Linked DNA regions of Homo sapiens: region 2 is linked to region 1. The links are chromatin loops, found by intact Hi-C in ENCODE. Cell type or tissue: IMR-90. All regions are shown on one strand. Links, peaks and the distances in the headings refer to the core of each region. The heading gives the core; the rest is flanking DNA. Region 1 overlaps ADPGK-AS1 (ADPGK antisense RNA 1). Region 2 overlaps NEO1 (neogenin 1).

Region 1 (15,147 bases), core at 4,816-7,315:
CCACCAGCAATGAATGAGAGCATGCTCCCCACAACCTCACACACAATACCTATAGAAACTCTTTTTAATTTTGCCAGCCTGAAGAGCATAAATGAGTATCTTATTACTACTTTAATTTGCATTCAACTGAATTCTAATGAATCTGAGCATCTTTCCATCAGTTGGATATTTTTCTTCTTTGAATCACCTACTCATATCATTTTGCCTATTTCATTATTGGATTGTTTGTCTTTTCGCATCAATTTATAAGAGTTTTTTGCATACTATAGGTATTAGCCTTTGTCCATCATCTGCATTACACTTTTTCCAAGTCTGCTTGTCTTTTGACATTGCTTACAGTATCTTTTCCCACAAAAATGCTATATATATGTGTGTGTATGTATATGTATATATATGCAAAAATACCTTTTTCATCTTCTAGGTTTCCAACCTTGGTTGAGAAGGTATTCTAACCTTAGATTATATGATGCCTCCTTGCCAAAATTTTTATTGAGATATATGTATGAAATAATGCACATCTTTTTATGGATCAATAAATTTTCACGAGGTGAACACACTCATGTAGCCAGGACTGAAATCAGGAAACAGAATCTTACCAGTACCCTAGACATTCCTTCAGTTCACACCCCCTTGCCAGTCACAACCGTCCTCAAAGATTAACCTCTACCCTGACTTCTAACATCGTAGGTTAGTGTTTGAACATTATTTAAATGAAATATCCATGTGTACTCTTTTGTATCTAGCTTCTTTGACTCAGCATTATGTTTGTGAGATGAATTCATGTAGTTCATTCATTCTCGTTGCTGTGCAGCAGTCCTGTATGTAACATACCACACTTTATGTTTTACTGTTGATAGACGTTTGGGTTGCTTCCAATTTGGGGCTATTACAAATAGTGCTGCTATGAACATTCTTGCAAACTTTCTTTGGTGAATTTATGTCTGCATTTCTGTTGAGTATTTACCCAAGAGTGTAATTTTTGGGTCATAGAGAACGTGTATGTTCAGCTTTTGTGGATATTGCCAGTCATCCAAAGTGGCCGTTATCAATTACACTCTCACCAGTAATGTAAGAGACTTCTAGCTGCTCTACACCCACCCCAATACTTTCTATCATCTGACGTTTGCATTTTAGCTACTCTGGCAGGTACACGCTAATGTTGCATTGTGGCTTGTCTTGACAGATAGTTAACATTTTATTTTTTACATTTTTAAGCCCTTAATCCCTCTGGAATTTTATCTTTGTATATGGCTAGAGATAGGGGTTCACTCTGGTTCTCTTCCAGGCAAACAGCCAGATGTGTTAGACTAAATACTATGTCCTTTGTCCTGATATGTTTTGAGGTATAAGTGAGCATTTGCCAGGTACAGTGGAGTGGGAGAGAACATTCCAGGCTGCAGGAGCTGCACAAGCAAAGGTACGGAGGCACGAAGTATCACGATGTGTGCAGGAGATTGCATGAGTGTGGTGAAAATTAAAAACGTGTGGCCGTGAGTGGCACAGGAGGGCAGGCAGGACTGGACTTTGCCATTCTCACGGTGGTACACAGGCACAAGGCTGCTGCTGAATGGACACACTAAAGGAAAAAAGACTCCCTCCTCCTCTAATGTTTGGGGATGTTCTTTGAGATCCTCATTTTGAAAAGGTGTCATTATCAAAACGTCACCCTTAAGAGAGGGAACTTCTGTGTTGACTGAGACGCTTATTAAGATCCATGATACGTATTGTTTAATTTACTCATCACAATGACTTCATGATGTGGGCGTTGTTTCCCTTGATTTACAGATAAGGGAATGAGGTACAGAAAAATTAAGCAGCTTGCCCTTGGACACATAGCCAGTAAGTGGCAGAATTAAGGATGAAACAGCCTGTTCCTCTTCCTGTGTTCCCGCTCTTTCCCCTAGATGCACTGCCAGTAGATGCATGAATTGAACTTCCAGCCACTTCCCAAATAATGCACATGTGATGAAGCAGAGATTTACAATCCTTGCATCAGCCCCTGCCAGCAGACCTCTTGATGTCTGTTTCCTTTTCCCCAGTCACACAGAGAGGTTGATTCCTTGGGAAACTGAATGACTGTTGCAGGCAGCAATTGTTCCTTCAGCTGAAAGGCATGCAGAGTCAGACCAGGGTGGCTGGCTTCGGCCCATGGGCAAGTTTATGGGTCCGCAGAGAGAAGGCAGCCTCTGTCCTCTATCCCTTTCCCATATGCAGTTCTTGGTTACAGAAAATCCAGTTGCTCTTCTTTTCCCAACTGGGAGAGATCTCTGTATCCTACAGTAAACTTCTTGGTAACCTGGGCTCTCCTGAGTAGGTCTCTGATCCTCAAGGAAGGGAAAGGTAAACACTCACTAACATGAACATCGGCAGTCAGACACACATCACACACACAGAGGTGGCACACAAGCTACACACTGACACAGAGCGGAGACAAACACACACTTGCAGAGAATCTGCCTCCTGGAATATGAGAGCTCAGGGAATCTGTCAAGATCAAGGGTTTTCGAACTATGCCGCGTGAGTTTTTCTGCAAAGGGAAGTCACAGAAAATAATGAAGCAATTTCCCACCAAAGGGAATATTGTAACAGCTAGAGATAATTGTAGAAAAGTACACTGAAATTATGAGGTGTCATTTTCCCTCTATCAGACTGGCTAAGATTTAGAAGTTTGATAATACACAACGTAGGCGGGGGTGTAAAGATACAGCATGTAGCAGAAAAAGTAAATGATTGCAATTCCAGGGAAGAGAGCTCAGCAAGATATATCAAAATGTTAAATGCAGCTACCCTTAAACCTAATGATTCCACTCCTAAAAAGTTTACACAAACACACACACACACACACACACACACACAATACTGATTAAGGAGGTTCATTGTAGCATTTGTTTATATTACCATAAAATTAGAAACAACTAAAAAAAGTCTGTTAATAGAAGCCTAGCCAAATAAGTTAAGGGGCAGCCATACCATGGAACACTCTTAATCACTTAAAATGCTGAGGTGGACCTCTATGTTCTGACATCAGAAGATATCCACAATGTATTTTATCCTGTTTGTGTTTTTAAAAATATATGTTTGCAGCTGGGCGTGGTGGCTCATGCCTATAATCCCAGCACTTTGGGAGACCAAGGTGGGTGGATCACTTGAGGTCAGGAGTTCGAGATCAGCCTGGCCAATATGGTGAAACCCCATCGCTACTAAAAATACAAAAAATTAGCCAGGCGTGGTGGTGGGTGCCTGTAATCTCAGCTACTCAGGAGGCTGAGGCAGGAGAATTGCTTGAACCAGGGAAGTGGAGACTGCAGTGAGCCGAGATCACACCATTGCACTCCAGCCTGGGCGACAGAGCAAGACTCCATCTCAAAAAAAAAAAAAAATATATATATATATATGTGTGTGTGTGTGTGTGTGTGTGTGCGCGCGAGCGCGCGTGTGTATGTGTGTCTTTGTGTGTGTGTATGTGTGTGTGTGTGTTTGCTATGTGCAGCAGCTCACGCCTGTAATCTCATCACTTTGGGAGGATCACTTGAGCCCAGGAGTTCTAGACCAGCCTAGGCAACATGGTGAAACCCCAAAAATTAGCCAGGTGCGGTGGTGTGTACCTGTAATCCCAACTACTCGGGAGGCTGAGGTGGAAGGATAGCTTGAGCCCAGGAGGTAGAGGTTGCAATGAGCGGAGATTGGGCCACTACACTCCAGCCTGGGTGACAGAGCCAGACCCTGTCTCAAAAAATATATGTATATGTTTGTATATATCCATAGAGTGTCTATCGGGTACATAAGAAACTGTTAAAGTAGGTGGCTCTGGAGAATGAGAAGGGGACAGGGAGAAAGGGCAAGGGAAGGGAAACAAATGTTTCACTTAACTTTCTGTACTATTTGACATCTTTACGGTAAGCATATATTAACTGTATAATACATTATTTTAACCCTCTGAGATGTTAAAAAAAATATATTCGGGTCAAGTGCAGTGGCTTACGCCTGTAATTCCAGCACTTTGGGAGGCCAAGGTGGGCAGATAGCTTGAACTCAGGAGTTCTAGGCCAGCCTAGGCCACATGGCGAAACGCCATCTCCACAAAAAATACAAAAATTATTTCTGGGTGTGGTGCCATGCACCTGTACTCCCAGCTACCTGGCAGGCTAAGGTGGGAGGATCATCTGAGTTTGGGGAGGTCAAGGCTGCAGTCAGCTGAGATCATGCCACTGCACTCCAACCTGGGCGACAGAGTGAGATCCTATCTCAAAAAATAGAAAATTAAAAATTAAAAAATAAAGTATCTATCTATTAGATATATAGATAGATATTAGGGTTTGCTGTTACATTTCACTTAGAAAGAGAGTTCCGCCACTAAAAAGTTTGAAAAACCTTTATGCAACTCAAGCCTGTTGTATAAGTGGCCAGGAAAAATTGTGAAAGACTTTTGAAATGGGGAGAAAATGTACCCTATGGAATGCAGGCCTGGTGTGCCCTTCCAGGTTATGTCATTCTATGGTAGTCTCCATTTTTCATTGTCTTTGAATCTGTAAACTGTAGAAAACTGAAAATAATACAAATTATTATTGTCCATGGCAATGCAAACAAGTTTTGTCAGGTGGAGATGCAAGTGATCCCCCACCCCCCACCCCACCCCCCGCCAAACACACACACACACACACACACACACACACACACACACACTGTGGATGAAGCCAGTTTTGTATCAATTAACAAACTTATTTCATTATTTCTGATGCCAGTGTGTGTATCTGGCCTTTGTGTTGTCCTTTGAATCAGTTTTTAACTTCATTAACTAATGAGTTAAATAAAATCTTTTACACTTGTTCATTTTTTATTTGTATGACAGGCATGATTTCTCCCTTGAAAAAATAATCATTTAGTGGCACGTGCCTGTGGTCGCAGCTACTGGAGAGGCTGAGGTGGGATGATCACTTGAGCCCGGTAGGTGAGGCTGCAGTGAGTGGTGATTGCGCCACTGCACTCCAGCCTGGGAGACAAAGTGAGACCCTGTCTCGGGGAAAAAAAAAAAAGGATCATTTAACAAACCAGAAAAACAAACAAACAAACCAGAGACAATGAAGACTATGAGGAAGAGATTTGACCAAGGTTAGACGCCTGTTGTAACAAATACAGCACCAATCCCTAACCCTCAAATGTGAGCTTCTGGACTGAATTCCTTGGCTATTGTATTTATACCATCAAGTAACAAGTATTGAAGTCACTTTCTATTTGACTTGACCATTTACCCTACACAAATATATTCTTAATTTAGAAGATGCTTTCCCACAAATATATACACACAGAGACTTACACATGCACAAACACAAACACCTGCGGGCATCCACAGGCCCCCACCCCCCCCACCCCACCCCCCGCTGACACGCTGCACAAACTCCCCCACAGATCCAGAGCTCCCCTCCCCGCCACTGGGACAGCCGCCCTCCCAGTGCCAAGCCTGCTCTTGGTTCCTTCATCTCAGCGGAGCTTAAGATTGGGGATGAGCAAGGCCCCTTCCTGCGGACCCTGGCCTGTGCCACGCAGGGAGAAGAGGTGGCTCCCTCACTTATAATCATTGGCCAGGGGTCAGAGTGGCTCTGGGGTGCGACGCTGAGGGGTTCAAGGGGATGGAGGCCAAGCCCCATCCTCAAAGACTGCCGGTCGTGGAAGAGGCCAGCACACGGGCGGAACTAGGCCCGCTGTGGAGCCACGCCCCCAAGTCCTGGGGTAGTCCGGGAAGGCTGCCCGGAGGCGGTCACCTCAGCGCTGAGGTTTGAAAGCGTGGAGGAAACACTGGGAGCCTGGGAGCCGTACAGCCGCGGCTGGGCCGAGGTGTTTGGTGGAAGGACTGAGCCAGGGCCTCCTAGCACGGATCTGTTAAGTGGATGGCGTTTTTGGTTTTGCGGAAAAACAAATCCCGCGGAATTCAAGGACCTCCCAGGCGCCAGACTTGACCCGCGGGTCGGGAGCAGCGCGGCGCGCAGCCCGTTCGGCACCCACCCCGCGCCGCGGCCGCTCTCGCGGTGGGCTCGCGGCGCCCCCTGCGGGCGCCAAGCCACTCTCCCCACACTGCCACCCCGGGGAGGCGCCGGCGGGAAGAGGCGGGCGGGCGGGGGCTGCGCCCAGCCTTCGGGCCAGGAGGTCCGGTCTTCCGTCCCCACCAGCCCCCGAGGTCGCTGCTGCAGGCCGGCCTTAGTTCTGTGCACCCCCGAGGGCGCCGCGTCCACAGATCCCCATCACCAGGAGATCCCATCCCCATTCTGCAGATGGGGAAACCGAGGTTCAGAGACGGAGCCTGATGCATCCACCGCACGAAGAGGAGTCTGTGGATCCCGCGGCCCACCCTCACCCGAGCTCGTCTCTCTCCGCCTAGGTGTGGCCACAGACTCAATGGCTTGCCGTGCACCCCACGCACCCTCTCTTCTGGTTCTCTCTGGGCCACAGCGTCGCCTGGTTTGGCCTTTCAAGAGCTGTGTGGACGGGAGTGCATGTGGGGTGGGGTTACTCATCCACTTTACAGGAGGGAAATCTGACAACCGCACGGGAGCGCCCTGGGATCTGATAGTTTCACTTGCGTGGTCTATACTAAGGAGACAATTCAGAAACTCAGCAGATTTTGCTGTGTAAGTGCTTCTCCCTAGTTGTTCATAATAGCAAAACTTGTGAATAGTCTAACTCTCTACCGCTTGGTTAAATAAATGGTATTCTACGCAGCCATGAAAAATCATTCTGGGTAAAAAGTTTGGATATATTAAAGACGCCATTCTATTGTTAAGCAAATAAGCAGGTTACAATGCAGCATATACAATAACAAAGTTCCATTTCTGTGAAGACGCATGTGTGTGCACACATTTTTTTAAAACTCTGCAAAGATATACACCAAAAACTTGAATATTAAGATTAAGAGTTATTATAAAATAAGTATTTGTACCTTTCTGCATTTTCTAAATAATATTATACAGTGAATCTGTATTGTTTTGTGTTTGTTTTGTTGTTTTGTTTTGTTTGACAAGGTCTCACTCTGTCACCCACGCTGATCAAGTGCAGTGGTGTGATCAAGCTCACTGCAGCCTTGACCTCCCGCGCTCAAATGATCCTCCCACCTCAGCCTTCTAAGTAGCTGGGACAGCTAATTTTTGTATTTTTGTAGAAACGAGGTTTTGCCCTGTTGCCCAGTTTGGTCTCGAACTCCTGAGCTTAAGCAATTCTCTCATTTTGGGATTAGAAAGGAGCCACCATGCCCAGCTCCCTATTTTATTTTCTGTCTAAAACTTATCAATATCTGATATTTTTCATTTGTTTATTATTTATTTGTTGTGACCTTACCCTGTTAGAATATGAATTCCATGAGAACATGGACCTTGTCTGTCTTAGTGACTAGACTAATGTCTGGCACTCAATAAACAATTGTTGAATAATAAAATAATGAATCCTCCAGCAACTACATTATATGGATGTCATTCTTTCCATTTTACAAATGGGAAACTGGGCTGGAAAAGATTAAGCAACTTGCTCCAAACTGCACTGTTAATGGTAGTGGTGGTGGGGATATAGGGTGCTAAGATTTGAATCTCGGGTTTCCAAAGACATACCATATTTCTTTTTTAAAAAAATTCTGTTGGGAGGCCAAGGTGGGCAGATCACGAGGTCAGGAGTTTGAGACCAGCCTGGCCAATGTGGTGAAACCCCGTCTCTACTAAAAATACAAAAATTAGCTGGGCGTGGTGGCAGGTGCCTGTAATCCCAGCTACTTGGGAGGCTGAGGCAGGAGAATCGCTTGAACCTGGGAGGCAGAGGTTGCAGTGAGCCAAGATCACGCTATTCATTGCACTCCAGCCTGGGCAACAAGAGCAAAACTCCATCTCAAAAAAAAAAAAAAAAAATTCTGAGACAGGAAGCAGGATGAACTGAAGCTGGTTGTGTCTATCTCCTTTTATGGCAATAGCCCTTCTTTATACCACAGGCCCAGACCACAGTGCCTGGACTAGAAGCAGCTAACATCCCAAGTGGTCAGCCCTTGGGGTCACTGGCTCTCAGCAGCAGTGGCAAGGCCTGCAGGTTTCTCATGGATGTTGCTCGCCACCCTCCCAGAAAGAGCAGACAAATCATTCTCCCCAGCTTGTCCCCATTCATGCTTACATTTTTTTAAATGAATTAATACTTTTAATAATTTATTTCTAAATCTTTCTTTAAAGGGGCATTACAGTCTATTGCGAACAGATCTGCAGGCAAGTCAGCCTGACGTTGAAACTATAATACATGTTTTTCTTAGTTTTGGCACTATTTACTGTTTAGAACAAAAGAGAATAACTTTTAAAATAACAAATGGATAGTACTTCACTGGGAACATCATCCAACAGATAGATTTTCTTTTCATACCACAAATCTACATATCTTTAGTCAAAGTTATATTAAGAAGTTAATTTCCCAAAAGAAACAAGAGTAAACAGTCATGATGAGACTTAGCTGGGTTTTCTTGAGAAACGAAATTAAAAACAAGCTGTACTGCTTACTTTTCAGCAAATTCTACTTTGCCAAGTTTCAGAAGGAAAAGCCTAACATACTGGAAACTACCACATGTAGTTTCCAGTGTTGTCCCCTTGCCCGGGAGAATCTGGGGGACCTACTTCTTCCTGACAGCCTGCTTTGTCACCACCAAATCCATCAGCATGATGGCTTCACTCCCTACCACAAGCAGCCTAGCACCTGGGTTGGAGTTGATAAATTCCGCAAACCTGGGTCGGAGTAGATAAATTCTGCTGCCTCTTCAACGGAGCTATGGATTTCAGGGCTCCATCTATGTGCGTCAGTCAGTTTGAATGCAGCTAGTTACTTACTGCAAGTTTGCCAGCTCTCTGCAACAAAAATCCGGCATATCAGTCCATTTCTCTCCCCATTACAACTTGAGTAGGTACTGAGTAGCAATTTTTTTTCCAGAGCTCCTGATGTCTGTCCACTCTATGATCCACCAGTTTGGTCATGTGGCAAACTCTGTTACAATCAACATTTTGGAAAATTTACCATCACTGTCATGTTATTCAGAAGCAGCAGCTCTTGGTGACTGTGATTTCTGTGGCTATTCTGGGATTGGGGGAAGGAAATGCCCCAGAAATTCCCTTTCCTACTTCCTTGATCCAACCCTTTCAGCCTCTCTTTTCCTTCTGCAGTATCTAAGTGAATATTGGAGCTTTTCTGTGTAAGAAAAAAAAAAATGGCTGGGCATTGTGGCTCACACCTGTAATCCCAGCTACCCAGGAGGCTGAGGTAGGAGATTGCTTGAGGCCAGGGGTTCAAGACTAGTGTGGGCAACATAGTGAGACCCCCTTCTCTAAAAAAAAATTAAAAAAAAAACATTAGCCAGTCAAGGTGGCATGCACCTGTAGTCCCAGCTATTCAGAAGGCTGAGGAGGGAGGATTGCTTGAGCCCAAGTGTTTGGAGTTTGAGGCTGCAGTGAGCTATGATGATGCCACTGCACTCCAGCCTGGGTAACAGAGTGAGACCTCATCTCTAAAAATAAACAAATAAATAGGGAGAAGCCGTAGAGACCTACAGGCTTATTATATTGATTGGTCAGTGTAGCCCTTTTTGAGGAAATTGTATTTGAGCAGAGATATGAATGACATAAAGCAGCCAGGCATGCAAAGATCAAGTCACAGAGTATTCCAGATGAAAGTAAGAGCCAGAGCAAAGACTCTTAGGAAGGGTAGGCCTGGTGCGGTGGCTCATGCCTGTAATCCCAACACTTTAGGAGGTTGAGGTGGGCGGATCATGAGGTCAGAAGTTCAAGACCAGTCTGGCCAACATAGTGAAACCCCGTCTCTACTGAAAATACAAAAAATTAGCCAGTGTGGTGGTGGGCGCCTGTAATCCCAGCTACTCAGGAGGCTGAGACAGAAGAATTGCGTGAACCCAGGAGGCGGAGGGTGGAGTCAGCCGAGATCACGCCATTGCACTCCAGCCTGGGCAACAGTGGGAGACTCCATATCAAAAAAAAAAAAAAAAAAGATGGGTATCAGGTAGCTTTTGTTCAATAATAAACCACTTCAAAATTCAGTGACATAAAAATAATAACCATTTATTTATTATTACTTTGTGGGTCAGTAATTTGGGCTGAGCTCAGATGGGCTGTCTTCTGGTCTCAGATGATCTTACTTTTGTGTCAGTGGTCAGCTACTAATCAGCTAGGTGACTTTGCTTCTTAGGGTTGCCTGGCTATCAGCTGGAGTGATGGGAGCAAGCGGGCCATATTTCTTTCATCATCTAGCAGGCTATCCCAGGCTTGTTGATAAGTCTTGTTGATATGTGGCAGTGCAGGGTTGCAAGAGAGAGTAGAAGCATGCAAGGCCTCCTCAGGCTTTGACTCAGAAATGGAACGATGTCACTTCTGCCATATGCTATTGGCAAGGCCAGCCCAGATTCAAGAAGTGGAGAAACAGACATCACTCCTTGATGGGAGACTGAGAGACAAGGTCACAGAGAAAAGGAGAATTATGATACTTGTAACACACCATGAGCAAGAATGAACAAAGAACAGAAAAAAAAAATTCCAGCATGTCCAGAGCAATTGTTGGGGAGTGTTATGGGCTGAACTGTATTCCCTTCAAAATTCATATATTGAAGTCCTAATCCCTAGTACCTCAAAATGTGACTGTACAGTCTTTAAAAAGGTAACTAAGTTTAAATGAGGTCAGTAGGGTGGCCACTAATCCAATATAACAGGTAAGGGAATGAAAAGACAGACAAGAAAATATTTGCAAATCACAGGTCTTATAAAGGACTCGCATCCAGAGTATTTTTTTAATTCAGTAATAAGAAAAAAACAATCTAATAAAAATGGGCAAAAGATATGAACAGATACTTGACCAATGAAGATATGAAAAGATGCTCAACATCATTAGTCATTAGGAAAATAAAAATTAAGACAAAGATATACCTACATATTTATTAGAATGGCTAAATTTAAAAGACTTACCGTACCAAGTCTTGGCAAGCAAACAGAAGAACTAGAACTCTAATAGAATGCTGGTAGGTATATAAAACGGTACAACCACTTTGGAAAACAATTTGATAGTTTGTTAAAAAGTGGAACATACATCTGTTACATGATTCAGGTATTCCATTCCTAGATATTTCCCAAGAGCAATTAAAGCCTACAAAAAGACCTGTAAACAAATGCTCATAGCAACTTTATTTGTAATAGTCAAAAACTAGAAAGAACCCAATGTCCATCAACAAATGAATAGATAAACAAATAATGGTATATCCATACAATGGAATACTATTCAGCAACAAAAAGCAATAAACTAGCACAATCTATAGAAGAAAAAATAATCAACACATTACACTTCATCAAGAAGAAAAACTTTTATTCTGTGAAAGGCTCTATTAAGAGGATGAAAAGACTGGAAGAAAATATTGCATACCATGTATCTGGCAAAGGACTTTTATCTATAATATATGATATATAGTCTCAAAATTCAATAACAAAAAACAAACAATTCAATTATAAAATGGGCAAAAGGCTTGAAGAGACAGCCAGCCACGGTAGCTCATGCCTATAATCCCAGCACTTTGGGAGGCGGAGGCAGGCGGATCACTTGAGGTCAGGAGTTCAAGACCAGACTGGCCAACATGATGAAACCCCGTCTCTACTAAAAAATACAAAAATTAGCCGGGTGTGGTGGTGCGCACAGATAGTCCCAGCTACTTGGAAGGCTGAGGCTGGAGAATCGCTTGAACCCAGGAGGCAGAGGTTGCAGTGAGCCGAGATCACACCACTGCACTCCAGCCTGGGCAACAGGGCGAGCCTCTGTCTCAAAAAAGAAAAAAAAAAACCTGAAGAGACACTTCACTGAGGAAGATATATGGATGGCAAATAAATACATGAAGAGATGCTCAACACTACTAGCCATTAGGGCAATGTAAACTAAGACCACAAACAGATGTCACTATACACCCATTAGAACAAAACCTAAATTAGTGACAATATCAAGTGCTGGTGAGGATGTGAAGAAACTGGATCTCTCATATGCTGCCTGTGGGGATGTAAAAGAAAACTAAACATAAAACCCAGCAATTGTATTCCTGGGCGTTTCTCTCAGAGATATGAAATATGTGCACCCAATACTCTGTACATGATTGTTTATTGCAGCTTTATTTGCAATTGCCCAAAACTGGCAACAACCAATTGCCCAAAACTGGCAACAACTCAGGCTTTGACTCAGAAATGGAACGATGTCACTTCTGCCATATTCTATTGGCAAGGCCAGCCCAGATTCAAGAAGTGGAGAAATAGACATCACTCCTTGATGGGAGACTGAGAGACAAGGTCACAGAGAAAAAGGAGAATTATGATATTTGTAACACACCATGAGCAAGAATGAACAAAGAACAGAAAAAAAAAATTCCAGCATGTCCAGAGCAATTGTTGGGGAGTTCTCCTTCAATGAGTGAATGACTAAGCTAACTGTGATCTTTCCATACCACAGAACATTACTCAGTCAAAAAATAAAAATAAATAACAAAAATGAACTATTGACACATGCAACAGTGTTGGATGCATCTCAAGGGTATTATGCTCTCAAAAGATCACATACTGTATGATTCCATTTATAACATTTCTCAGAATGACAAAATTACAGTGATGCAAAGCAGATTAGTGGCTGCCAGGGTCTAGGAATGGTAGAGGATGGGGGTTGGGTGTGACTAAAGGGATAGCATGAGGGAGATCTTCGTGGTGATGGGACAGTTCTTGCAACTTGATTGAGTGGTGATTACCCGAATCTCCATATATAATAAGACGGCACAAAACTATACATACACCTTGCACCAATGTCCGTTTACTGGTTTTGATGCTGCACTATGATTATGTAAGATATATCCATTGAAAGAAACTGGGTGAAGGGTACACAGACCCTACCATTTTGGCAACTTCCTGTGAATATATAACTGTTTTGAAGTTAAAAGTTTTTTAAAGAGCAATTAACAGTTGATATTCACTATAACCTAGATAAATCTCAAAAATAATTATGCTGTATGAAAAAAGCCACATCAAAAAGAGTATGTACTGTATGATCCCATTTATATAAAATTCTGCAAAGTGTAAACTGAACTGTAGGGACAGAAAGCAGATTGCCTAGGTACAGGGAGTGGGAGGATGTACAGGCAGGAAGGAGTAAGAGGGAAGGGTTACAAAGGGCCATGAGGAAGTATTTGGGGGTGATGGATATGTTTACTATATTACCTTGATTGTGGTGATGGTTTTGTCAGAGGCATTCGAACCAGAGCGACTCCACTTTGAGTGAGGGCTAGGAGAATGAGGCTGAGACTTGCTGGACTGAATTCCCAGAAAGTTAGGCATTCTTAGCCTCTAGATGTTTACGGTTAAGGGAACAAATTAATAATGTTTACTAAAACAGACCCAGACTCGGGAGTGTCCAGATATCCCAATATCTGGGGAACAAAGGCATTCCTAATTTTGCTTGAAAGATAATAATATTGATTCTTGCCAAATACGATAATTAAGAAAATTAATAGTTTATCACAAACCCTTGTAGCAGAGCACATCTCTCCATATATACAAGCATTGTACCTAGGGTGGATGCGTTCCTCCTCTTAGTTTCGGGAACGTCCCGCTCTGTCTATGGAGTAGCAGTCCTTTCACCACTTTGCTTTCTTAATAAACTTGCTTTCGCTTTGCACTACAGACTAGCCCTGAATCCTTTCTTGCATGAGATCCAAGAACCCTCTCTTGGCGTCTGGATCTGGACCCCTTTCCTGTAACAGTTTCAGGGTGTATACATATATTAAACTTATTAATTTGTATACTTTAAATATTATGCACTTAATGCATATCAATTTTACTTCAATAAGCATACTAAAAATATTAAGTGCCTAGTAATAAAACTTACTAAAGACATACAAATCCTCCACAAAAAGTCTAATATGATATTGGGAGACATTTAGGTAGATCTAAATAAATGAAGGGATCTACCATAGTCCTAGAATGATAAAAATCCTAATTGGGTTTTTTTGGGAGGGAGGGCGACAAGTTGATTCAAAAATGTATATGGGAATTTTAAAAGGCCAAAGATAGCCAAGACACTCTTGAAGAGTAAGGAGAAAGAATTTATATTAACAGATATCAAGACAGTGAGACGCTGATAAACAAATAGACCAATGGAACAGATTGAAGAGCCCCAAAACAGATCCACACATACATAGACACGTGGTATTGGACAGAGGTGGGAATGCAGAGTCATTGAGAAATGACCAGTAAAAGGCACTGGGTCAATTGGGTATCTATAAGCATTCTTCTCACAACACACAAAAATCAATTCCAAGGTAGATTAAATACCTAAACATGAAATGTGAAAGCCTACAGCTCTTAGAAGGTTGTACAGGAAAATACCATCACGATCCTGAGTATGGGAAGATTTTTTAAATAAGTAACAAAAAGCACCAATGATAAGGGGAAAGTAGTAATAAAAAAAGAACAAAACGGTAACTACACTAAAAACGAAGAACTTTAAGCCTGCGCATGGTAGCTCACAACTGTATTCCTAGCACCTTGGGAGGCCAAGGCAGGAGGATCTCTCGAGGTCAGGAATTCAAAACCATCCTGGGCAACACAGAGAGACCCTATCTCTACAAAAATACATAAATAAGAATAATTTTTCATAGAACTCTACTCACTAAAGATATTATAAAAAGAATGAATAGACAAGTGACTGGGAGGGAGGCAAGATACTTGCAAATAACCAACAAATGGAAACTTGTCAAAACCACAGTAAGATACCACTACACACCCTACAAAATGACAAAGCTTTAAGAATCTGTTGGAGTGTAGCTGGAGCAACAGAAATTCTCATATGCTGCCAGTGGGAAGATAAACTGGCATACCACTTTGGAAAGATGTCAGATATTATATAGTAAAGTTGAAGACAGGCATATCATATGACCCAGAAATGTTACTTTGTTTCTACCCTGAAGAAATGGCTATACACGTGTACCACAGCATATACATAGCAACACTGTATGTAATAGTAAAAAAACTGGGAAAACTCCAAATCGTCTATTCATAGTACAATAGATAAATTTTAGTATTTTCATTCAGTGGGATATTACATAGATGCTAAGCCGTCAAA
Region 2 (15,147 bases), core at 7,824-10,323, 440 kb before region 1:
GGTCATGGGTGTATATACATATATATGGGTGTATATATATATATAACTTAATTTAGAAATTCAGTCACAGGTGAGAGATAAAACAGTCACAAATACGGAGGAACTAGAAAGACTAATTTGGCATGCAAATATCATTGCTAAGTAGAATAAGGCTAGTCTTCCAAAAGCCCTGGAATGGTCTGTGTTATGAACAAGCAATAGTATTTACTTACACAAAAGCTTCTGCTAAAAACACAAACGCTGAGAGCCTATCCAGTAAGAGGCACTTTATGCTCTATGCTTTCTCACTGAATCTTTACAGCAACTCAATGAAGTTGGTATTATCTACATTTTACACGTGAAAAAAGATGTTCAGACTTGACTAAAGTCATATTACCAGAAAGAGGTAAAATTGGGATTTGAACTGAATCTTCTAGACATCAAAGCTCATGATCTTACAACTAAACCACTAGGGGCACCAAGTGTGGTATATCGTTCCAGAGGAAGAAAGACTCACCATCTGACAATGTTCGAACAGCAACATCTGGTGTGGAAACTCCAGGACCATGTTTATTGTAGGCCACCACTCGGAAACTATACTCTGTATATTTTTTCAACCCATTAATGGTGTAAGAGTGACTTGAAACATCAACATCCTTGAATAAAATAAAACACTTTATACATATGCACTCAAGCCAAAAGAAAAGTTGAAAATTAAAGAATTAGCTACACAAATTCTATATTCTACATGAAACAGATTTTATCCCTTCTACATAAGGTTCTTCAATAGTCAAAGCAGATGAATCATAAATTGACAATTTACTTAGAAATACTGCTTGATGTTCACTGACCACTGCTGGTAAAAACTACACAATAAATCTTGGTACAAAGAAATAGAATCTGTCAACTTTTCATTTCCTATGTTTCTTTTTCCCCCTCACATTTCCAGTCAAGCAACTACTGAGTTTTGGAAATATATTTCAACTCTACTATTCCAATCAATGGTTTGAAAAGTTGCTTCACTTCATACCTGTTCTTTATCAGTCCCCTTTTCCATGTAGTACAATTTATAATTCTGAATTTCCCCATTGCCAGACACTGGTGTTTCCCACGTAACAGTGATGGAGGTAGGCGAAGCTGCATATGCACGAAGGTTAGGTGCTGGGCCAGGGAGCTGAACTAGAAAGAAAAGTTCGAGAAAGCAAGATATAAATGAAATGCTACACTCCTCAATAACCATTCTTGGCAATACTGTCATATTGGCCACGTTTTTAAAATAATAGAAGCTAAGAAAACAATGGATTTGATTGAAGTGGTTTTAGAATAATATATAAACACATTTTCCTTTTTATGATTCAAATCAAAACCAGAAATTACACTGAAAAACTTTCCTTGTGATTTATAAAATCCCAGTTTTGCAGTGGGCCTACACAAGACATAAAAGGCAACCACCACAGAAAGAGATCCTTCTTTTGCCGGGCATTGTGGTAGCCACTAGGGATACAGTGATGAATAGAATCCTGCCCACAAAGAACTCCCAGTCTAGCAGGAAAGTCAGACATATAAACAGTTACAAAAAATGTCGTAAGTGCTAACAGATTTAGGTAACGGTTATAACAAAAACAGAAAGATGAGAGCACACAATTCTGCTTTGGGAGGGGTTTGGGAGGGAAACCCCTTTGATGAAGAATTCTTGGAGTCAAGCAAAATGAACACTTTCCTCAGATACCAAGGGGAAAATCATTCCAGTCAATGGGGTCAATAGGGAGAATATACAAAAAGACAGTGTTAAGTGGTTCAGCTTGGTTGAAACAGAGTGGATATGGGAGAGAGAATGTTGAAAACAATGACTAGTCAGATAGTGAAGAACCCTCTAATGTCCTGCTATTGAAGCTCACATTTTCTCTAGTAGGTGTTAGGTGACTACTGAAAAATTATGAGCAGGAGCATGATATGATCAGATCTGTGTTTAGAAAGGACATGTGAACACATGCATGGAAGAAAAACAGTAAAAGAACAAGACTAGATAAAATAATAATAATTGTAAAACAGCTACCATTTATTGAATGGTTACAGTCAGTCAAGCACTAAATACTTGACATGTATTTTCTCATATAATCTTTGCACTAAACCAAGTGAGATGAATATTATCACCCTCATTTACAGGTGAGGTTATGAAGTTAACAATCTTTCCCAAGTGATGGGAAAGTTAGCTAGCGGTGGACCCAGGAGTCGAGTACTTGCTGATTCTAAAACGTGGGCTCAAGAAGACCCGTAAGGAGATTACTACAATACCCACGATAGGATGTATGTGACTGGAAGACTGGATCACTGGCTGACTGCTTAAGTGTCTAGCTGGCTCTATCTCCTACAATGGCTCACACACCTACCCTTTTACTGTATTATTTTTGTCTGACTGACAGGTTCCAGTTCCAATTTATACACAAATCCTGTGTGGCTGTCTATGCCTACACTTTGGTAGACATTCTATATTTGAAAACAATTTCTCTGGCACTAGTGTTTCTGTAATAGACATTCATTAGATTTAAAAACTGGGAAGGGAAAAAAAGCTAACAAAATGTAAAACACACTGGCTTTCCTGAATAACAGCACCACAGCTTAAGATTAATTTTGCTATCAAAGTAGAGAAATCTGAATATGGTTACTCTAACAGTTGTTTGCTTTAGTTATGAATCACGTTATTCACTTCAGTTAAGGGCATATTTTGTGCAGCCTGACAGGTGGGATTTGTCACACTTCTGCTGCTATGGAAAACTTTCCTCTAACTTATTAAAGGAGAAGAAAAACAAAACAGTCCCTAAATTCTCTTGAAATCATTTTCAATATATTCATTGGCCAAGTGTAGGCAAATATGATCCTAAAAAAGGTGCTAATGAATTCTTTCATTTCAGCTGTACAGTGGCATAATAAATGGAAAAAATGTTAAGTTGGTTTGTGAAACTAAATATGTAAAATATTTTCCAAGGGCTGGTTCCAACATTTATGCCTCCCCCACACAAGCTGAACACCTCCAGATGAAATCCAAATCTCTCTTCAGAAACTGCTTCTCTTTTGCCAAAACATGTTATAGTCTCTTCTCCATCCCTAAAATACCCTCACCAGAACCTGTTGCCTTTTCTACCTACATTCTTACAACTATTTTCTTTTAGCCAAACTCCTTGAATAAATGGTTATGCTGCCTATTTTCCTTAAGGTGATAACACATCACACTGTTGTCTATGGTACCAGACCGTAAGCTCCTTGTGGACAGAAGTCAAGTCTTACTCATCTTTACATCCTGACTGCCTAACACAGTGGCTGACACATGGTGGGCACTCAATAAATCCACTCTTCTTCACCCCTTTTCTTTCATCTCTAAATTTGACAATGACCCTCGCAGTGGTTCTCAACAATCTGATGTATGAGCTCTGAAATGACAATGAAAACTACAGATCCTTTCCAAGGGAAATGTGAATATGTACAGACACAAATATTTATTTTCATGCAGTTTCAGAAGGTTCACAGCCTCAGGATAGGACCCTTGCATTTCCTTCATTTTTGTCATGACTTACCTTGCATGTGCACTGTTAGATTCTATTTCTGGGATTTGGGTCATGCAAATTCCTTCCCACAAAATGCTTGCTCTAAGTCAAATGCCTCAAGGCCAGCCTCAGGTCTCATCTTTCCCTAGGATCCTGCCTTGACTTTTCTATCTTTTACAGTAAGTTTTCTCTATTCTGTATCCTAGTATCTCTCATGAATGATGCCTCTATATGAAAGCTGATGAAGGGTAACTGAGCTTGAAACCTAATAGAGTATTCCTGCTCTTGTCTGAACATAGGTAACTGTAAAATTCAACATTCTGCCTGTAATGAGAACACACTCTTCCCTTAAATCAACCCCCTGACTCTGTGATGGCCCTCTTGTTCTTGCCTGGGTTTGATTCTTATCTTCAATCTCTGTCACTGAAATGATGAAAGGTCTCCTACCTTGCCTGCTCCTTCTTTAAGGGAAGAAGACCAAGCTTGTTCATCCTTGCATCTCCAGTATCTTGCACATTACCCAGTATAGGGGATACTCAATAAATATTTGACAGGTGAATGATATGCCATAGCATTAGAAAGTGAAGTTCTACAGCTTCTTCACTTATTCTACCCGTCAGGTAAAGTTCTTAAATTATTTCTATAGTTCCACTGGTAAAGTCATTTATTCTGTTCAGCTGCCTGGTCAGTAGCCTCTACAAATATATCTAAAATACTCTCTACCCAAAGTAAAATATTTTATTATTACTGGAGGTTTTTAATACAGAAAAACTAATGCTGTTAATAATAAAATTAGACTGAAGAATACACTGAGGTGGCCGGGTGCGATGGCTCATGCTTGTAATCCCAGCACTTTGCGAGGCCGAGGCGGGCGGATCACGAGGTCAGGAGATTGAGACCATCCTAGCTAACACAGTGAAACCCCGTCTCTACTAAAAATACAAAAAAAAAAAAATTAGCTAGGCATGGTGGCAGGCACCTGTAGTCCCAGCTACTCAGGAGGCTGAGGCAAGAGAATGGCGTGAACCCAGGAGGCAGAGCTTGCAGTGAGCAGAGACTGTGCCACTGCACTCCAGCCTGGGCGACAGAGCGAGACTCCGCCTCAAAAAAAAAAAAAAGAATACACTGAGGAAAAACAGTAATTTGTGTTAAAAGAAAGCAAAAGTCTAGACAAAAGCCTCAAGTAGGAAAAGCATTTATTAAGATCTGGCTGCTTGTAATTTCGGTCCTATAGTTAGTTTACAATCCAAACTTAAGATATACAACACATTTATAATATAAATAAACCTGATTGACACTCACGTCACTGAAAATCTTAGAAATGTAATTAGAAGTAACCCTATTTAGCACGAAAGACCACAGGTCCAAAATAAAGCCTCAAGGAGATTCTAAAGAGCATGGTATGCCTAAAGACAGACAATCCAGTTAAGAACAATTATTAAATACCTTCTTCATGTGCAAGGCATTACATTAGACACTGTGGGAAATGTAAGGATGACAAAGGCTCTGTCTTTGCTACAAAATCAGCAAGGTAAGTTCATAATCATAACTGAAGGAAAAACGTGATAAATATCTTAGACTGTGGAGATAACAATATTAGAATCAGAGGAAAGATTCTAGAAGGCATCTGAGCTAAGTCTTAAAGGGTCAGTAAAATATGAACACGTAGAAAAGCACCAACAGAAGTATATTGTCTTATACTATTTGCTGTTGTTTTTTTTTTTTTTTTTTTTTTTTTTTTTGAGACAGAGTCTCACTCTGTCACCCAGACTGGAGTACAGTGGTGCAATCTCAGCTCACTGCAACCTCCACCTCTTGGGTTCAGGTGATTCTCCTGCCTCAGCTATTCTCCCGAGTAGCTGGGATTACAGGCACCCACTACCATACCCGGCTAATTTTTGTATTTTTAGTAGAGATGGGGTTTCACCATGTTGGCCAGGCTGGTCTAAAAAACCTGACCTCAGGTGATCTGCTTGCCTCGGCCTCCCAAAGTGCTTGGATTACAGGCATGAGCCACTACACCCAGCCCTACTTGCTGTTTTTTGATGTAAATTAATTTTGCCTCCCCTAATTGATAAGGACCCCGAAAGTAAGGAACTGTTATCTTCTGCTCCCCTATGGTGTGCAAGGCTAAACAAAGGTAGAACTTCAGAGAGGTCTACCTCTAGGGGGTGCTGACAGACAGGTGGAAGACTTACCCTCAGGTTGTGTTTCTACTCGCAGTGGAGCTGAACTCTCTCCTGAGCCATGCTTATTTTGAGCCATAACTCTAAAGATGTACACGGTCGCTGGCATTAGGTTTTGAATGGTTACTTGCATCTCTCCTGGGTGACTGGTATTCTCAACACGTTCCCTTTAGACAAAGGATTTGGAGAGAGATAGCATTAATTAGGAATACTTCCAGAATGTACAGTTTCATTTTCCACTCCACATAAAAATCTATCAGTGTAAGTCAAATTAGCTCTCAAACAATGAAGCTTTTGGGGGTAGGACAGTGCAAAGAAGATGGGGACTGGCAAAAGAGCAAGGGCATACGTATCTGACAAATCAGTGATGTTCTTGCTGAAATGTTACTGATATCGCTGACCATAATCACAACTTCCTTTCAGAGAAGACACAGGGCTCTTCTCAATGCCATTTCAAATGGGGCAGCTAGTCATCAACTTTCTAGGCTTTAGAAATCACTGAGTTTTAGGGAAATTGATGGAAGGTGGATATTGGTATGACCTAATGATATTTCACAGAAAATATCAAAGAATGCTGTGTATATTTTGGCTAAGAGACTCTCAATAAAAAGAATGCTAGAGGTTATCATCTTTTAAAATTGGAAATAAAAACATAAAACATTTAAATAAATCCTAAGTGTAACCCAGTCTATAAAATAAACTGATTACAATACTGATTTTTATAATTTCTTAAAATTAACACTTCATTGATTTTGAAGCTGATATGAAATGATATGAAATGTTTGACAAACTTTATCACAAACAACTCAAATCCAGCGGTCTAGTATTTAATATCATGAGATGAAAGCTTAAAACCAGTTATCTAGGTTCTTTACTAAAGGTGGCTTCCAGGTTCTGTCTTGGGGTCTGTGTGACCAACACAGGTCCACAAACATGCTCAGTCTACTGTACTCACTAGAATGAAAACCAGACTGCATAATCAAGAGTTTTCAACAAATATTGTGAAGGAATTTGTTTTAGACAAACAGTTGGCTTTTAGGAACTGTCATTCATGTGAGGAAACAGCTATACCTGTCTTGAGAAAGTAATTAAAGAGCCTCAAACTACTCCATTGAAGAAATTATTCTAATTTATTGAATTAAAATTCTTACTTTAAAATACTGATAATTTGCCTTCAAATTGCAGATTAAAATTTGTGTAGGTCTACATGACCATATGCCAATTTGTCTGATTGTGAGCATTTGCACTGCAGAGAAGTGCTTTTTGGTAATTTTCTATAGTTCTTTTAAGTTACTTTATTTTAATTAAAAAATCCAACAATAGTACCCACACAATATTTACAGAGGATTTTTTCTCTATAATCAGCTAGGTCCCCTGGAAAAGAATACTGTAGTAACAAAAATTATTTTTCAGAGATACTTGAGATACCTAATACTATTTTCTCTTCGGCTAAATCTCTCAATCACAGGATTTATAAGGAAGGATCAACTGATTTCTTACAATTTAAGGTTTCTGACACTTGGTCTGATCATGGATGATCCCTGTCTTAAAGGGAAGTACAGCTGATGCTTGAACAAGACAGGTTTGAACTGTGTAGGTCCACGTATAAGCGGATATTTTTCAACAGAAGTTACACCGAGTGCGCCTGCCTTTCCTGCCCTGCTTCCATTTCCTCCACCTCTTCTGCCTCTGCTACTCCTGAGACAATAAGACCAACCCCTTTTCTTCTTCTTCCTCCTTTTCAGTCTACTCAACCTGAAGGTGAAGACCTTTAGGATCATCTACTTTCACTTAATGTACAATAAATAGTTTCTCTTAAGATTTTTTTGTTTGTTTGTTTTGAGACAGGGTCTCACTCTGTCACCCAGGCTGGAGTGCTCTGGTGTGATCTTGGCTCACTGAAGCCTCCACCTCCTGGGTCCAAGGGATTCTTGTGCCCTGGCCTCCAGTACGTAGCTGGGACTACAGGTGCACACCACCACGCCCGGCTAATTTTTGTATTTTTAGTAGAGACAAAGTTTTGCCATGTTGGCCAGGCTGGTCTCAAACTCCTGGCCTCAGGCGATCCACCCGCCTCAGCCTCCCAAAGTGCTGAGACTATAGGCATGAACCACCACACCTGGTCCCTTATGATTTTTTTAATAACATTTTTTCTCTAGCTTACTTTACTGCAAGAATACCGTATATAATACATATAACATAAAAATATGTACTAACAGACTGTTGATGTTATTGGCAAGGCTTCCAGTCAACAGTAGGCTACTAGTGGTTAAGTTCTGGGGAGTCAACTGTATTGTATTTTACACTAAACTAAAGGCTCTCTGAGAGAGTACAGATCAGGTCTCTTTTGTTCACCCCACACAGGAAAGTTGAAACAAGTTTTCTTCTAGAAAGACACAGGAGGGGGACTATTTTACTTCAAACTGAAGTAAAAGACTGTCTCATTCATGTTCGTGTACGACAGAAGCACGTAGCAGAATGCTCATACAGGGAAGCTGCATCCCAAACATACATTGAATGAATAAACGAAAATCTGCCTTCTGATATGTAAATCTTGTATACTAATATCATATATATATTTTTTGTTTGCTTCTATGTGAAAGGGAAAAAATGGGAGAAATAAGTGAAGGTTACTAATACCCACATCAAATTTCTATAGAAGCATTACCATTAAAAAAAATCAGTCATAGGTGATCTGACACTATTGGTCTGAGGTCCCAGAAACAAGTTACTGTGCAGAAAAACCACCCTTGGTTTTGGGATAAGATTCAAGGAGCATTTGAAACAACAATTCTCTTAAGTGTGTGGGGTTACAGTGGGACTCAGGTTAGAATGTGAAAGCTAAGAATCAAAAGGGAAAGAAAAGGGCACACTTTATAGAAAGAAAGCACTGGGCTGGAAGTTAGGAGATGCAATTCTAGTTCTGGCAATGCTACTAGCTTGTGAGGAAAAGTCACTAATGCTTTCTGGGCCTCACTTTCTTTATGTATTAAACGAAAAAATGAGACAGGGTGGGCAAACTTTTTCTTAAAGGGCCTGGTAGTAAATATTTATAGGCCAAGAGGCAAAATGGAGGATATTATATAGTTACCTATGTAACATTTCAAATGTAACTATTTAAAAATGTAAAAACTATTCTTAGCTCCGGGGCCATAAAAATAAATAATTGCTCCAATTTGGCACAGGGTCCATGGTTTGCTAACCCCTTGACTAGACTAACAGATCTCTAAGGCTTCAATCCAACTTTAAAGTGCTATGAATAGCAGAAATACCTTACTTTCCACTTCCCACTTAATGGTTAATATAGAAAAGTACTGCTTTTTTAAGAAAGATGAAATTTTCATAGCTGAAAAGGCAGAGAGGAAGGACCCTCTGAAATCTCTGGCAACTCAGGTACCCATAAGAATTACAGCTCATGACCAAGGCATATGGTGCCACCTGGTGGCTGAATTTTCAAATGCAGGAAGTGGGTGAATTTGTAAATGCAGGTAGTGGCATACATTCTCACATTGAATTCTTACCACACGTCTGTGAAGTAAATATATTACTTTTGTTTTTTAGATGAGAAAATTTAAGCCGATAAGATTAATAAGAAAGTTTTGTTTATGTAACAATTAGCCAGGATATAGTCTTACGACTTAAAAAAATTAACTTCTCCTTCATTGCCTCTATTCAGAAATCATAAAGTAATGAAGCAACAAAAAACTATTATGGTCTCCCAAAATCTTCCTTTTAAATATTTCCCAAATTTGTCCTATCCACTTCAAGTCGCTGCTTTCATCTTCATCCAAGCCGACGACTAGCACGTATCTAGGCTAACATAATTACTACCCAATTTTGTCTCCCTGACTCTATTTTTTCTCTCCTTTAATCTTGGGTAGTGTTCCCAAAGTACTGTTTAATAAAATCACAGTGTACAACTTTCTTAACAGTCAAAAATGGTCCCTTCTTATCTGATTATGTCCAAATTCTCACTGGCATTCCAGCATCTGGCTCCAAACGTCCACTTTATTCTAATCTCTTACTAATTTCTGCCAAAAGCTCTGGGCCAGTTTGGCCAGCTTTCTTGCCTTTGCATCCTTCTCACAGCATACACACAGATGGCCTTACCTTGCACTTCCTCTTCCTTTACATACACTAGTCATGCCCACCTGCCCCTGCCAACTCAACTTCTGTATCTCTTCCAACTACAAATTAATTTACTAATCATTCCTGCTTACTCCAACCCACAATCTATCATAAAATTTAAATAAGTGTGTCTCATTGAAAACATTTAAATATAAAAGTACACACAGTTAAAAAAAAATAAGTCTCAATTCTCTTTTGTCAAAACCTGTCCTGCCCTGAGAGCTGACTGTGGCACATATTGACGCATATCTCACCAGACAGTCTCCATGCCAGGGTTTCTCAACCTTGGCACTACTGAGACATTGGGCAGGATAATTCTTTGTTGTGGGACTGTCCTGTGCATGGCAGGATGTTCATCAGCATCCCTGGCCTCTATCCACTAGATGTCAGTAAGTACCTCTACTGGTACTTACTGACGCTGTACCAGGCATTGCCAAATATCCCGAGGGATGAGGGGGCAAAACTGTCCCTGGTTGAGGATCACTGCTTTAGGCATTTACATACACATCAAAATATACAGACAGGTCATTTAAAAAAAACTGCTGCCACCATACTTACGGGTATACATACAGTCATGCACTGCTTAACAACAGGGATATGTTCTGACAAATGCATCACGTGATTTCATCGTGTGAACATCACAGAATGCACTTATGCAAACCTCGATGGTATAGCTAGGTGTATATCCCACACACCTAGGCTGTATGGGATAGCCTATTGCTTCTAGGCTACGAACCTGCACAGCATGTTACTGTACTGAACGCTGTAGGCAATGCGAACACAATGGCAAGTGTCTATGTGTCTAAACACAGAAAAGGTACAGTAAAAAGACAGTGGTATAATCTTATGGGATCACCATTGTATACGCAGTCTGTCTGACTGAAGCGTTGTTATGTGATGCACGATTGTATATTAGGTGCCCATTCTTCTATCAGTGGATATTTACATAGTCTCCTTTTATAATCTTGCAAACAATGCTATAAATAAACGTGTTTGTATGAGGGCCCAATGCATACATATATCTGTATGTCTATAGGACAGTTACCTAGAAGTGTGATGGAAGGCTATGTATATTTAAAATATTTTAAAATTCTGCCAAATCACCTTCCCTAGACTATTCTAATTTATACTGCCACCAATAACCTAGAGTGGTTTTCCTCCTAGCTGTCAACTCATTGAACACTGGATATTATCAACTTAAAATTTTTGCCAGCTTTATAGATGAAAAATGATAACTTGGCCAGGCACAGTGGCTCATGCCTGTAATTCCAGCACTTTGGGAGGCTGAAGTGGATCGCCTGAGGTCAGGAGTCCGATACCAGCCTGGCTAACACGGTGAAACCCCATCTCTACTAAAAATACAAAAATTACCCAGGCATGGTGGCAGGCACCTGTAATTCCAGCTACTTGGGAGGCTGAGGCAGGAGAATCGCTGGAACCTGGGAAGCGGAGGCTGCAGTGAGCCAATATAGTGCCACTGCACTCCAGCCTGGGTGACCCAGCGAGACCTTTGTCTCCAAAACAAAACAAAACAAAACAAAATAAAAACAAACAAAAAAACCCCCATCATTTTGCTTCCAAGATCGCCTGAGATGGTGAAAACCTTTTTTTAACTCTAATGGGCTTTCCAGTACTATGAATCATCTGCTTGTATTATTTGTCTCTTGGGATATCTTTTATTTATAATTTGTAACTTTGTTACTCTTTCCTGTTATGGCTTCTGGATTTGCTATCTCCCTTTAAAAGCCCTTTCCTGTTCTCCAAATGATAAAAATCATTTCTATATTTTCTTCTAATATATTTATAGATTTTAAAAATATTTATCTCTTAATCCATCTATAATTTAAGACAGAGACATAACTTTTATTTTTCCCACCAAATGGATAATCAATCTCAACATGATTACTTGAATTATCTATTATTTCTCCACGAATTGAAATTAATGTATTAACTTAATAAATATTTACTGAGTGTTACTAAATGCCAGGCTCTGTTCCAGGTGCTGGAGAATTTTATTGAACAAGACAGACAGAATAAATAAGCTAATAAAAGAGAAAATTTCAGAGAGTAGTAAGTGCTCTCAAAAAAAAAAAAAAAAAAAAAAAAAAAAACCCAAACTAAAAGCGAAACAAACAAAAAAATACCACACACATACCAAAAAATAGGGTGATGTGACAGCAGTGGTGTTCTGGTGAATGTTTAACAATTGGCTCTGGTTTGCAGCATTTGTCACTGTAAACACTCCCACCATGCCCAATTTCAAGCTGCCAAGTCATGTCATTAGGTTTGCAAAATTTCCCGAGCATTTAACAATTAGCTTGGGAACAGGCTGGCTCTGATACCCCACTGTGTGACAGTCACCGAGGGGCTAAGTTTGGGTTGGTATTCAGGGAAGGCCTGAGGAGATGTCATCTAAAGATGATAGATAAGAAGCCAGATGTAACTCATGTGAGGAAAATGCATTTCTGGTAGAACGCACAATAAGAGCAAAAAACCTACTGCAGAAATAAAGCTTATTACGCAGAATTACTAAATGGTTTCTTCCTTCTGTGAAAGCTTATGAGATTTTCAATGAGATTTCAAAGTCTATTGAAGATATTTTAATGGTGATATTGAAACTTGCTGTTTGGTAGGAATGTCTTACCTTTTTTTATGTATAGAACTATGTTTCTCTACCCTTGTAAAACTCAAAACACACAGTATAGCATTCAGGTAACTCCCATCTGTTGGTGTTAAATTATGCCACTTAGACTTCTTGAGAGTATTAAAGAAAGGGTCCTGCACTTGCTAAACTTGCCAGTCTGGTATTAACTACAATGTACATCAACTATAAGCATGCTAATGGAAATACAAGCTTTAGCTGATGTATTAGGGCTCCTACTAAAACACGTATCTTAGCTTTCTTATTCTGGTTGGAAGAGCACAGTGAAGGAATTTACTACTCGGCAATGTGTGAACAGTCAGCATGTGGCATGGTTCCTTCCAAAGAGTTTATAATCTGGTTGGGAAAACAGCACAAATACATAGAACATAATTGAAGAATAACAGCTTAAGGTAGTAAAATATCACATATTACCATAATCAAGTGCCAATATTAGGGATACAAATACACGTACAAGGGAAATGCTCTATGTGCTGAAAAGGTGGGTAAAGATCTTTGAGAGCTTCATGGGGCTTAACCTGGGCCAAGAAGGATTAACTGAATTTACCTTCAGCTGAGAAAGGGGCAAGAAGTGACTGAAGAGGACACACTGGAAAAAAAGGCTATAGTGATTAGACTGGTTTCACTAGAAAGTCAGTTACATTGGGGAAAAAGGAAAAGCAAGTTGGACAGATAAAGTGAAGCCAGCCTGTGGCACAAAGCAGCCTGGACATTATAGATCTTCCCCTATGAGCAATGTGAGCTCCTGAGGGGGTGGAAATGAAGAGGAATGTAATGAAAATGCTATTTTAGGAAAAGTCATCACTAACTACTCTTATTCCATCAAGGAGAACCCCTGGAGCTCCGCAGCCCACACCACATAAGGGTGTGGCAAATATTCATTTAAGTTTACTTTAATAAATTAAGTCTACCTTAATCTCTAGAATTTATACTGACTGAATCTTATGAAAAAAGGGCACTCCTTCTTACATTTAAATACGTCCACCTCAATAGCTGTATCTACCCTCTCCCTAAGTCATCCCAGAAAAGGAGAGACTACCAGGACTTTAGTCTGTTTGGGAGTTTATTTAATGACCTAAAATTAGGGAAGGTGCATCTCAGTGATCTTATTTTCTGGACTAAAAATTGGTACAGATACCAAGAGCCAGGGTGAGCATGACAAGGCTGCCGTGACCAAGAGGCAGCCAACTGGCTGCAGACACACAGGCACTTACCTAGCAATCCCTTCCTTGGTGTAGAACACAGAGTAGGTAAGGTTGTCTCCGTGAGGATCTGATGCAGGTGTCCGCCACGTCAATTTGATGAAGCGGGTAGAGACCAGGGAGGCCACGACATCCCGAGGAGCTGAAGGCAGTGGTCCCGTTGTGGCTGGTGCTAGATGGTCAGTAGTGGCACTGGTCAGTGAAGTGGGAGGTAATGTTGGGATGGCAACATCTTGTCATGTGCAAACATTGGGGAATATGAAGGGCAAACCACGACGGTTTTAAAAAAGAGAACAGAAAAAACAAAAAACAAAAAAGAAATAAACAAAACCACGATGGGAAATAAAATAAAATGAATGAACATAAAAAAGGCCATTAAACTGAAGGCTAACATGCAGGCCAGGGTAACTACTGAAAACTAATGGGCACTATTCAAAACACATCACTGTAGAGCAAGCAGACTTTCTGGCCACTATAATGGTTATGGGCAAGGGACAAGGAGGGTGACAGCTGAGAATAAAACTTCTCACAGAAGGCACAGCAGTGCCCATGTAATTTTCTTAATCCTGAAAGCAGCATGCAACATCTGTCAAACTTTGCATAAAAGTCTTGCAAATGACAAGACTTCACTATTTTCTTCTACTTTAACATATGGAATAGTATGGATGACCCTAGTTACACTGAGAGGCTCATGGCTATTGTGACTTCACTGCAGAGCTCCTTTGCAGGAGAATTGAGGGCCACATCTTCAACTTTAGTCTAATATTAAACCCTGCACCTCTGTATTTGGTAATCCTGCGGGGGAAGGTTGATAAACTTCTTCATTGTAAGTTATACCTTGCTGTTTTGTCAATTCATTTAGCTAGGACAGTATAAAATCCTGAACCAAAAATTCCAAAGCCAAAAAATTGCAAGTCAGGTAGCTAATCTGTTTGTTACACTCTTCACTGCGATGTATACTGAAACAGCTTGCAGACCTCAAGGACTGGATGGGAGAAAGGAAGCAGTGGCGAGGCAAAGCTGCTAGTCAAAAGCCACTTTTGTATAGCGGTAGCCATGGGTAACTTCATAACTTCCAAGGCAGCCCATGCTACTGATGAAAAACAAAAACAACAGTCCTGATAGTAGAATTTTATTCCTAATATTGAACCTAAAATCTCTTTCACTTCGGAGTTAGAGAGTACAAGTTTAATCTCACAATTTTTAACTGAAAGACTTCATCAGAATCATGTTCGAACATTAAAAGGGAAATTAGTAGGAGAGATGTAGAGAGGAAAACATGAAAACCGTGAACCTAGTTTTGAATGAAGTGGTGGAGCAACAACCTCCTGGAAATGTCTGTGAACTGCGAGAGTGTAATGTGATGCAGTCTAAATAAATACGCCACGTGAAATAAATTATCTATCTCAGGGAAATGGCAAAGGAGGACCAACCTAAAATCTCTAGAT

Evidence for each region. A loop is a pair of places that touch in the nucleus more often than their neighbours do. Peaks named below come from ENCODE experiments on the same cell type or tissue, not always from the same donor. Only the 100,000 strongest peaks of a DNase experiment are listed, where the experiment ranks them.
Region 2: a loop joins it to region 1, with 7 times the contacts of the local background. A loop is called at or near these places in 20 of 110 quality-filtered maps.

What each region holds. Positions count from the first base shown.
Region 1 is chr15:72,787,867-72,803,013 of GRCh38, reverse strand. It overlaps ADPGK-AS1 (ADPGK antisense RNA 1), which reads right to left. Exons shown (of 3, transcript NR_040107.1): 3 at 4,815-5,010. Among named protein-coding and RNA genes, the nearest start is that of ADPGK, 12 kb to the right of the region's middle. RefSeq lists a silencer at 5,936-6,165. In IMR-90, for the core only: a CTCF peak has its summit at 6,029 (motif pointing left); no DNase peak of the experiment used is centred there; H3K4me3 peaks cover 542 bases.
Region 2 is chr15:73,235,071-73,250,217 of GRCh38, reverse strand. It overlaps NEO1 (neogenin 1), which reads right to left. Exons shown (of 29, transcript NM_002499.4): 8 at 13,712-13,871; 9 at 5,720-5,874; 10 at 1,010-1,158; 11 at 497-635. Among named protein-coding and RNA genes, the nearest start is that of MIR12135, 57 kb to the left of the region's middle. In IMR-90, for the core only: CTCF peaks have their summits at 9,154 (motif pointing left) and 10,215 (motif pointing right); a DNase peak (open chromatin) is centred at 9,147.